Regions from separate parts of the Mus musculus genome. Here region 2 is linked to region 1. Evidence: chromatin contacts called from ENCODE Hi-C or POLR2A ChIA-PET data. All regions are on one chromosome and are shown on one strand. The core of a region is the stretch at or near the end of the contact, and the rest is flanking DNA. Distances in the headings are between cores, read along the strand shown.

Region 1 (5,509 bases), core at 1,516-4,015:
CTCTTGGCTGGCTGGTGGACCAGCGTTCAAAAACAAGAGAGAGAGAGGGGGGACCCAGGAGATCAATGGGCTGCTAAAGGAGGAACATCAAGTGCCTTTAGAAAGCCTGCGCTCCTCCCTCCAGACCCCACCCCCAGCCATAAGCCCACTGAGCCAGAGCCTCCTGGGGCAAATGAGCCAGCCACCCACAGGGAGAGCTCTGAGGACAGAGTTTCTTTGGCTATTGAGCAGGCTGGGCTACTTAAGCTCCTGGGTCCTCCACCATCAGTCCCTCTTCCCTTCCACCTGGGTCTCAAATAAATCAACTTCTCCTGGTACCCGGACCACAGGGGTTTACCTGAAGGTGCCAGGGAGAAGCCCACTCCAGCAGTCTTGCTCTGGCTCTGTCAGTTTCCAGGTTAAACGTGGGCTGCCGCTTGAGTTTCTTTCCCTGTGACCAGTTAAATTTTTTCTTGATCCTCACATTCTCAAACCACCCCACCCCTATCATCAGAGTCTGCTGTCCTACCTTGCTCACTTAAGTGGCCAGAAATACCCTCTACTTCCAATCTGAGGACCGGGGTCTACCATGAGACACGATAATGGACTTGGCTGAGGAGAGGGGCTAATTTTGTGAGATGGAAAGTACAGTTGGCCTGTAAGTGTTGGGGAGCACTGCAGAGCACCTTTGCCTTGGGAGGCTCAGTGAAGGGAGAAGTCCTTCAGTGCCCTACTTTCCGAGGTTTGGGATTTTGCCTTCCCTAAGGATGGGAAGTAGGAGGACAGAGGTACTAAGAGACTTTGGCCCTTTGAGAAGTTGGCGCACCACGATTTTAGTACGGCCTTGGTAAACCGTGTCCTGTAGACTAGGTAGGCAGCTTGGGAGACCCCGGGGGCAGTTCTGGAGGTAAATGAATTCTCTCTCTCTCTCTCTCCTCTCTCCTCTCCTCTTCTCTCTCTCTCTCTCTCTCTCTCTCTCTCTCTCTCTCTCTCTCTCTCTCTCTCTCTCTCTCTCTCTCTCTCAGGCTATTGCCCAGCCACAGAGGCTGGCAGCCCTAGTTACCTTAAAAGCTGCCCGGGTCAGTGCACGTCAGTAGCACGGTCTAGGAAAGGTGGGGAACTGTATAGAGCGCAGGAGGAGCCCCTAAGCCACTCTCCGAGGCTCGATTTTTCCTGCTTACTAACCAGGCTTCCTCAGCACTCTGGGCGCTTCTCTGCCCTAGGCGTTCCAGGGCCCAGCCCCTCCCCGGCTGCTCCCAGGCTCGGGTGACTTGACACTACCCTTTTTTGCTCCTGCTCCTTTACCTCCCAAAGCGCCCCTCCCCCGCCTGAATTGGAAATGAGGCTTTGTTCAGGGGTGGACTCGGTATTTCTCAAGAACCTACTGTGTGCACATTACAGCTCCTTGAAGTGAAGTCCTGGGCTGGCTCTGGCGCTACAAGGTGTCCAGGACACAGCCCCTTCCCGCACCTCCCAGGGACTTCCCACCCCTTCATATGACCTCAGCCTGCTGTGCCCACCCACCCAGCTGACCCCGAGAGCGTGCTCAGGCTTGGAAAAGCACGTCTGTGGGTGTGAGAGACGGAGCCACAGCATAAGGCGACTATGGGGAAGCTAGGTAAGTGTCTGCACTGGTTCTACACTAGCTTGGGGACGCGAAGGAGTGTGTCCAGCCGCGCCTGTTGGGCTGCCCGCCCCTTTCCCTCTCCACCGGAGAGCTCTGATGTTCCCCGCGGTGGTGGAAGAGGGTGTGTGGGTGTCAAGGACTCACAGACCAGACTCTGCTGTCAGCTGGAAATGGATGAGGGTTCCACACTTGGCTTCTGAAAGAGGGCGAATTGGGAACTGGGGTGGGGGGCGTTAGGTGAAGGACAGAAAGAGGAAAAAGAGATGCGGGTGAGGGGTTACCGAGCCAGGACCGACCTTGCTAGGAAGGAAAGGAGACGTGGCAAGCAGGGAAGTCGGAAAGATGAGGCAAGGGCGGGAGGGGCTTCTCAGGAGTCGGGGCCCTTTCGCGCGAGTCTGGGGCCCTTTCAGGAGGAAAGGGGGTGTTGTTCTTGCTTGAATTTTTCGGTTGGTCTTCCCGAAGCTTTGCCATGGGGGCAGCAGCCTGAGGGTGAGGTGCCCCCTCGACCCTCAGTTTACTGTAGCCGGTGCTGGAGAGGTTACGAGGAAAGAGGGATGTAGAAGGGTGATGGTCAGGGAGGGGGCGCGCTAAGATTTTTCAGGGTGGGGGTCTGCAGTGAGGTGCTGGGGCTTCAGGGTCAGGTCACCATGGGATACTGGCTCAGGCTCCAAAGACCAGGAGAAAATACAAGAAGCCGGCAAAGAAAATCATCCCCCGCCACCACCCTTGGCACCGTACCCCTCCCCCCAGGCCCCACCACTCCCCGCACCGCCTCCCCCGGCCGCCTCGTGCTGCCCCCTGCGTCGGGACGACCGACCCACGATTCTGATTGGTTGGAGACCGGGAGGGGGAGCCGAGGGCCGGATTGGCTGGCGGGGCCAGCGCAGGGCGGGGCGGCTGATTGGCGGAGCTTGCCGAGGGGCGCGCCGCTGATTGGCTGAGGACGAGGAAGCAGGAAGGAGGGCGGCGGAGGCTCCGCTCTCGGGGAGTTTGTGGGGGAACCGCGAGCGGCGTAGCGGATCCCGGAGCCCGGCCCCCGCTGCTCGCCCGTCCGGCCGCCTGCCCCGCCCGTCCGGCCCTAGCCGTCCGCCCGCCCCGGCCAGGCGCGCCCGCCCCCCCCGACGGCCCCGCCCGACCGCGGCCCCCGCTCCGCCTGCCCGGCCCCGGCCCCCAGGAGGAGGCGCTGACGCAGCAGCGTGGAGCCCGGGAATTGAGCGCCCCCGGGGGGTTCCAGCCGCCGGATTCCAGCCCGGCCAGGGCCTGCGGGCGCCCGAAGCCGCGCCGTCCGCGCCTCTCGTCCCGGTGAGCTAGGAGCCGGGATCCAGGAGGGGGTAGGGGAGGGCGAACGAGCGAGAGCGAGCGAGCTAGGTAGGCGGACTAGCAAAAGGGAGAGGACCGGCCGCCCGTCAGCGCGCCCCGCCGAGCGCGCCGCGCCGCCGCCCCCGCCAGCCCCGGGAAGGGACGGACGGACGACAAGAAGCAGGTGCGGCTGCTTGCCCGCCCGCGCGCGCCGCCTCCCTCCCCCGGGTCCGGCGCTGCGGTCCCGCCATCGGGGAGCATTGCGCGCCTCGAGGTGACAGCCCCCGGGGGGCGCCCGCCTCGCAGGCCGGGGGCGGGGTGGGTGGCGGCCGCAGGGTGGCAGCTTGGCCGGGCGGCGGCGGCGCGGGCGTCCCGGGCTACGGAGGGCGGGAGGACGCGGGGTGCTTCCTCGCCGCGGCGGAGCCGGCTCGCCTCCGAGTGCGCGGGCGGCAAGGCCCCCGCCAAGCCCCCTCCCCCATCGTGGTCCCGGAGGCTAGGGGCCGCGGCTGGGGGCGTCGCCGCGGGAGCGCCCTCTCGGGGTGGGGGGCGCCCTCCCGGGTTGGGAGCTGACCGGCAATTGCCGGAGGGGGGATGGGGATGGGGGCCGCGTCAGGGCGAGGGGTAGTGTGGACTCGATCGGGTCGGGCTGAAGGAAGGGAGGCGCCGAAGACGGAAGGGGACCGGTTCGAACAGCGAGTGTGGGCCGCGGGAGGCCCTGTGGGGACCGTGCGGGGCGGCGGCCGAGTCCGAGGTGGGGCGGGGGGAATCGAAGTTGTCAGACCGCCTCCAAGTGACAGCGGGACCCGGTGCTCCAGGCCTGGCCTGGTTGTGCCCTGCCAGTCCCGCCGCCTCTCCTCTGGGGCCGTGGACCGGGTCAGGTCGGGCCCAAGGGGCCCGCTCGGCGGTGAAGAGCCGGACAAAGGCGGCGCCCGAGCGGGCGCAGGTAGTGGTATCGGGGAGGGGAGCGAGTCCGGGGCACCCACCCCAAGGGGCGGGCACGGGGCCGGACTCTGCCCTGGGGACTGCGGGGGCCGGGGCGTCCACCGGGAGGAGCTGCGGCACTGGCTCTGGTCTGTAGCCGCAGATATCCTCGCGGCTCCGGGAAGAGTGGGGTCGACTTAGCCAAGGCGGAGGGGCAGGGTTGAGGGGTGTGCGCACCGAGTGCCCTGGCCGGTGGCGAATGGGCTGGTGGACTCACAGAGGCGAGCGGAGCCTGCTAGCAGTGAGGCTTTCAGCAAGTCTGCCTCTCGGTAGAGGTTTAACTCCACCTGGGATGTCTCCTAGTGGCCCATTGTCGGCAGTCTTAAGAGCACAGGCGGCTACTTGGATTGGGACTAAGGGACCCCACCCCCCAACACACACACCCACTGTGCTTGGCGATGCCTTCACTATTGCTGTAGCCGTCTTCCTTGGGCAAGAAGGTACCCACATAGGGACATGATAAAGCTGAGTCCATAAATTGAGGCAGAAATTTGAAGACATAAAATAAGGTTTCCAGCTTTCTTTTGTACCACCTGACACGTTTCTCCCCATCTTCTACCTCCATAATCTTCCACCAACAAGGAAAGCCTCAGAGAGACCACATTTCTTGGGGACACCACTGTTCTAGGACACTTTGGGATCTCTGGCTTAAGCTGTGAGCGCTAACCCCAGCGGGTGAGCAGCTCTAGGCTGTATGATGTTTACCCGTTTGAGAAAATCCACTCGGCTCCGGTGCCCCTCCTCATGTGATTAAGTTGGGAACAGGAAGAGAGGAGTCTCAGGCTGATAACAGCTGAGAACATGGCCTTTTGCTGAGAAAAATCTGGGTTGGAGTGGCACACCAGTGGGACTGGTCGAGAGCAGCACTCGGCTGTGTTTGGCTCTAAGCCCACCGTGAGAAAGCTGCTGTCTGCCAAAGGAGCAGGAACAGGGTATGGAGTTCATTCATAGCACCCCGGCGCTCTCTCCCCAGGAGAGTCTGGACCCCAGCTTGGGTGGAGTTGAGGCTTGTGGGGAAAGGGGGTATTACCTCACACAAGAGACTGAAGTTTGTTGGAGAGAGTTTAATTGTATGTCTAAAATCCAGAGAAGGCTGGAGAATCTTTCCTTTTGCTGGGGTTGCACTGTGTGTGATTTCTTTTGGTGGCAGTCAGAAGGGTGACCTGGTTTGGCTGCTGGAAGGTGGGAATTGCCAAAATAACATTTCCCTCTGTGGCAGGGGTTTAATCTGGCAGGAGATACTTGTCTGTCAGATGAGTGTTTGGGAGGGCTGGCCCTGGGGAGTTGAGCCATTAACTGAGATGGTTTTGGTAGCCATCTCTTTCTGTCCCTCTCCTCCCTTGTTTCTCTCCTGTACCTCTTATCACTCTAGAACGGATGCTAGCCTGGGACTGGCAGCAAGTCTCTTCTCTGCGTCCTGGTGTGCACTACCATTGCTGGGGTTGGTTTGTTCTTTTTGGTGTCTCCCTCCCTCCTTCCCTCTCTGTTGCCATGTTCCCGGGTCAGTTTCTTCCTGCTTCCTCTGGCTCTTCTGGTCCAGTCTGTACACAGCTAGCTACCAGATCTTTCTTCCGAAGCACCCCTTCCACATGTCAGTTTCTTACTCAATTGTGCTGGCTTCTT
Region 2 (5,509 bases), core at 1,882-4,381, 240 kb before region 1:
GTTGGAGCTGCCTTGTAAGTAGTTTGTAACCAGAGAGGGGTCAGGATCAGAAAGGCCAGACTACCTCATATAACAATGCCTGGAGCTCAGCTCAGCAGGTAAGTGGTATTAAGGTGTCTCCTTGCCACTCTCCTGTCCTGACACTAAATGTTGACTTTTACCTCAGGCTGGTCCCCTTATGAGAGCAGCTGGCTACCACACTTTGGGCAATTTGAAGTTGACAAAACAAAAAACAAAAACCAACCCTTACAGAAACCCAACCTCCCATGACTCTCCCCGCCAGAATGTTACATATTTGGGGCCTAAGCCAATACCTGCCTAAGGGGAGAGAAGGAAGTTACTAAAGAAAGTTTTGATCTAATCCACATTCAACCCCAGAGCTGGGAAGGGACTTCTCCCTGGGCACACGAGAAGAAGGTATGCACTTAGATAAATGGACTTCACCATAAAGAAAGGAGGTGAGCTGGTTTAGAAGGGCAACCAGGGCTGGAGAGATGGCTTGGGGGTTAAAAGTGCTGACTGCTCTTCCAAAGGTCCTGAGTTCAATTCCCAGCAACCACATGGTGGCTCACATCCATCTGTTATTGGGATCCAACGCCCTCTTCTGGTATGTCTGAAGACAGCTTCAGTGTGCTCATATAAATAAAAAACAAACAATTCTTTAAAAGAAGGAGGAGGAAGAAGAGGAGAAAGGTGGGGGGCAATCAAAGGTGTCTGCTACATAAACAGTGCTAGGAAGCAGAAACAGCAGGAGAGGAAAGCATGGGTTTTCAGCTATGCTCTGCCATTACCTGAGTGAGGGGTTAGTTAGTCTTGGGAAGCCTTAGTTTCCCCATCTCTAAAATAGAACAATAGTTTTTGCCCAGGTTGCAAATTCCATGCCGATGGGGACTTGTTGGTGCGTTCTCTCCAGCGGTCAGCAGGCACTCAATAGGTGTTTGTTGAATGGGAGGGCTACTTCACTGAGGTGCTGTGAGGTTTAGGAGAGCTTGTATTTAATAAGGGCTTCGCACAGTGAGTAACCGACAGCATGTGTGGAGAGGAAATCCCCTTCAGCTACAGCTCTGGTGGAGTTGCGGGAGGGAGCTGCCCTCCACATGCGCCCTGCTGCCCTTGCTCTCCCAGAAGCTGGGAGGTTTAAGAAGGTTCTGCGTTGGTGGATGGTGCTGGAACACAAAGACCCATCACTTCCTAGGCTGGTAGGGGGGCACTGAACATCAGTACCTGTGTCTCCCTGGCTTCCAGCTGGTCCTACTTGGTGCTTGGGTTTGTAACTCTCCTCTGGCTGGCTTCTGAGGCTCTCCACATGGCCCTTAACCTCTGGGGGCTTAGCCCCACCCCTCCCTGGACCAGCCTCACTCACTTCTAAGGCCACCTGGCTGGGATCTGGATGGGTGCCCACTACTGACAAAAGGCTTTTCTTTTTCATCCTTTCCCTACTGAAATGGCCGCCAGTTTTGGTTATATTCTCCTGTCTCTGCTTTGACAGCAGTGGGGAGTCCTTCCCGCAGCAACTGCTTCCTCTGTAGGCTCCTCTGTAGGGGATGAAACACAGCCATCCCTAAACTAAGCTGCTGCTGGGCCCACTGCCAGCTGCAGAACAACTAAAAGACAGAGCCACTCCCCCCCACCCCCTACCCCCCAGGTCTAACTTCCTGGCTTTCCTGTCTCACAGACATGAAACCTCCAGCCACAGAGGCAGGCAGCTCCTTACAAATGACACAGTCCTGCACTGTGTCATCTAAAGAAAGAGCACAAAGCTCTTCCAGGAAGCCTGGCCTCTGCTCTGAAATGCCTCTAAAAGCTGGACCTTGACCCCAGCTCCTGCACGTCCCAGTCCTCTCTGACTTGGGACAAGTTCTTCAGACACTGAGCTCCAGGTTCCTCTGTGTAATTACACTCAGGAGTCAGCACAGAAATAAGGTAAAGAGAGCCTCCCCTTACCGAGCCTGACTGTTAGAGGCCTCGCAATGAGGGCTTTTCACTGGGTGGCCTTCCTCTCATGAATTCTCAGATCTTCACCGTTCCACACGTCTTGTCCTGGGAAAAATAATTCCATCTCCTCAACAGGGAGTCTTCTACTCGGAAAGTCCTGTTCCAAGCAAACCTCCCCCGGAGGAGAGTCCCTTCCCGGGGGTCACTCCTGACCCTGTGACATTCTGACTCATGACCCCTCACTCGTCCCCATAGAATTGTAACCAAAAGCAGGCAGGAAGGGAAGATCGTATAAAAGTGTGTTCCTGGGGGCTGGAGAGATAGCTCAGAGGTTAAGAGCACTGACTACTCTTCCAAAGGTCCTGAGTTCAAATCCCAGCAACCACATGGTGGCTCACAACCACCTGTAATGAGATCTGATGCCCTCTTCTGGAGTGTCTGAAGACAGCTATAGTGTACTTACATATAATAAATAAATAAATCTTAAAAAAAAAAACTCTCTCAAAAAAAAAGTGTGTTCTTGCCGCTCACTCTGGGACTATGCTTATAACCACAATCTCTTAACCCCCAGATCCCTGAAATGGGTGCTGTGGGTATGGAGGCTTCTCAGGGGAGTCATCACCACCTCCCTTCAGGTCCCTCAAGGTTCCTCCTCACTTGCTCCTGCCCACTGGCAGCCTGGGATGCAGCCCTCCTGGCAATTGGAAGGTTCCTCTCCCTCCTCTTTGCTTGCAGGAAGAGAAGCAAGCTCACCTCAGGTTAAGGCTGAAGGAGTGTGACCCACGGCAGCCTCTACCAGGTGGTCACTGGTGGTCCCTTCTCCTGGTACTCTGGCAGGCATTCCGTAAGCTGATGCCCCTGGTACCCGATCTAGAGTGCAGAACAGTGGCAGGCTTGCCATCAGACCAGGCTTTCCCCACTTCTGCATCTGACAGGAAAGGGAGAGCAGAGCCAGGAGGGCACACACACACACACACACACACACACACACACACACACACACACACACACACACACACACGAGACTTAGAGCATTCCTAGGACAGGGCCCGGGAGTCTTCCCTCTGAGAGCATCTTGAATAGATGCAATGATTCTCCCCTTTGTGGCCAGCACCCTAGAGTGGATCACCTTGAATGTCTGTGACCTCTCCCTCTGGTCTAGCGCCCCTAAAAGCCAGCTCTGAGGTGCTGGACACGTGGTCCTCCAGTGACCACACCTGCTCACATATCCAAGCTGTTCCTCTCAAGCTTGCACTGGGTTGGGCTGGGGTGTGTGGGTGTGGCCGACAGCCTGTTCCTCCCCTCCAGGCTCTGAGAGTATAGGCAGGTGGAGACAAGCCGGGCTCAGTCAGCAAAAAGGCTGTAAATGTGGGTGGGGAGTCCAAGGCAGCAGCAAAAGATCTAGACCTTTGGGGCCATCCAGGGGAAAATTGTGGACACACTGGAACCCCAACATTTGTATCTAAACATTTTTATTACTTAAAGCAATTTCACAATTATTGGCTTATGAAAACTTCATATTTCCTTACTGGCATGGCTTTTCCAAATGCACCCCACAAATGACAGTTTAAAATCATAAAGAGAGACAAGATGGGTATAAGCAGTTATTCCTGCCTTGCTGACTCCGTTGGAAGGTCGGTTGCTGTTGAGTTTGTAAGTATGTGTTCATTCACAAAACCAGAAGGCAGCAAAGTGAAAGACTTTAAAGTTGTAAGGACACTGGCTTGGTTGACTCACACTGTGAGATCCCTGGGAACCAACAGGAGACAGGACTGCTACTGTCTCAACAGAGTTACTGGACCAGCACTCTCAGGGCTGCCTCTAGACAGGCCTTACCAGCAGTAAGGGGAACACCCAAACCTGTGAGCAGGGAAAGTTAAGGTCTGGTCCTGACTGCCTCTCATTTCCTCTGTGTTTTTTGCTGAGTCACCTTATCTCCCAGAGCTGCAGTTGGCTGTTGGCATCTTTTGGAGGAGGGGTGGGGCTTCCTGGAATTCATCTATGCTCTGAATCATGGGTGCTAAGTAAGAGTGGCTAGAGCACTGAGCCTCTTCAGATATTCACTCATTCATCCAACCAAATAACACAAGCAGCCGCTATATCCTGTCCTAGAGAGCTCACCGGCTACCGGAATGAGAGAGATGATTCCAGAAAGATAAGGAGGGCACGGGATGTGCCAATGGATAGGACTCGAGATATCTGAGTACTCTCACTTGCAACAGGCAACCAAGCCTTCTCAGGAATTCTTCCTATCTTTATATGGTGTGTTTGTGTGTGTATGTACGAGCGTGTGCGTGTACAAATGCATGTGCACGTGTACAAATGTGTGTGTGCACTGCGAGCACACACGCATGCGCATGTGTATAGACCCACGTTTACTGCTATCTCACCACATCTCTCACCCGTGCAGCACTCAGAGAACCTGTTCTCAGTCTATAGGTCATCAGTTTTCAGAAGTCCCGAAAGATATGAGGAATCTAAGTGTCAGCAACTGTGGACTCTCCTCCTCAGGAATTGACTTATTAGAAAAGCTAGTGGAAAGGTTGTGACGACCCCTGGCTGATGTATTTGTTGTTGAGGGTACTTTGGGGATGGGAAGGGACCCTGGGACACAGTTTCCTTTCCTTTAATGGTATCACTCTAAATTTCCAGCCCACACACAGTATCTTAACAGAGCACTGTTTCCAGAATATCCCTCCCCTTTGTCCGAGTGGGCACATGACTTGAGCCAGCCAATCAGAATCCTCTTGGTCTCAGTGCCGGGCTGCAGTAGGTGTTTCAGAGCACCTTTTGTCCAAGTGTGGGCATCTGTGAAGGCTGTGGTCAATGCTGATGTTTAGAGGCCCAAGGCTGCCCTGACTTCTCTGCTCTGTCCTCTATCCCCGGGCTTGCTATTTGGAGAGCGTGGCTAATTTGGAAGGGAGGAGGAGGGGCTTGTGTTGCTCTCTTCCTGCACCCTCTGTTATCTGTGGCTGCTGGGTTTGTAGCTGTTGCCTGGACTGGGGCTGCTGACAGTTTCTTCAGCAATTTCTGTTACTTCTTATAAACCAACCAGAACTTAGAAATGTCACATTTCCTAAAGAGAGTGGATGTAATTGTTATTCCAATCAATTATTCCTTCAAATTTAGTATAATAAACAGCCTACCTCCTTAACTCCTTCAATCTTGCTCTTCCTTCTAAACTATTTCTGGGCATTTGAAAGAAGAAAAAGGACTTTTCATTGCCCACATTGCCTTAAAATGGAATTGTGGAGGACGTTCAGATATATGAGCTCCGTGTGCTCTTTACAGAGTGTGGGCTTCCATGTTAGCTTGGCATTCTGTGTCTCAATTGTTATTTTTGCTTTTTAAAGATTTATTTATTATGTGTAAGTACACTGTAGCTGTCTTCAGACACATCAGAAGAGAGCATCAGATCTCATTACAAATGGTTGTGAGCCACCATATGGTTGCTAGGATTTGAACTTAAGACCTCTGGAAGAGCAGTCAGTGCTCTTAACCACTGAGCCATCTCTCCAGGCCCTGTATCTCAATTTTTAAACCCTTGCTTTTTGTGGTTTTATGCTAATAAATG

What was found. Hi-C counts contacts between places; a loop is a spot of excess contacts on that map. ChIA-PET counts read pairs that join two places held with the same protein, here RNA polymerase II (POLR2A).
Region 2: a map of T-helper 2 cell shows a loop between it and region 1 (2.1-fold over the local background). The contact joins the enhancer-like site here to the promoter of Bahd1 in region 1. A Hi-C loop is called at or near these places in 4 of 37 maps with a recorded cell type or tissue (CH12.LX, T-helper 2 cell, gastrocnemius and 1 more). POLR2A ChIA-PET finds 5 or more read pairs at or near these places in 1 of 5 experiments (Patski).

The regions. Positions count from the first base shown.
Region 1 is chr2:118,898,850-118,904,358 of GRCm38, forward strand. It overlaps Bahd1 (bromo adjacent homology domain containing 1), which reads left to right and starts at 2,766. Exons shown (of 7, transcript NM_001045523.1): 1 at 2,766-2,908. It overlaps Gm32957 (a long non-coding RNA gene), which reads right to left and starts at 2,331. Exons shown (of 4, transcript XR_003954052.1): 1 at 1,903-2,331; 2 at 338-430.
Region 2 is chr2:118,655,425-118,660,933 of GRCm38, forward strand. No RefSeq gene overlaps it. Among named protein-coding and RNA genes, the nearest start is that of Pak6, 5.4 kb to the right of the region's middle. Within about 2 kb of position 3,132, at least 1 of the 3 ENCODE cell types and tissues checked has a DNase peak (open chromatin) inside an H3K27ac peak, as active enhancers do.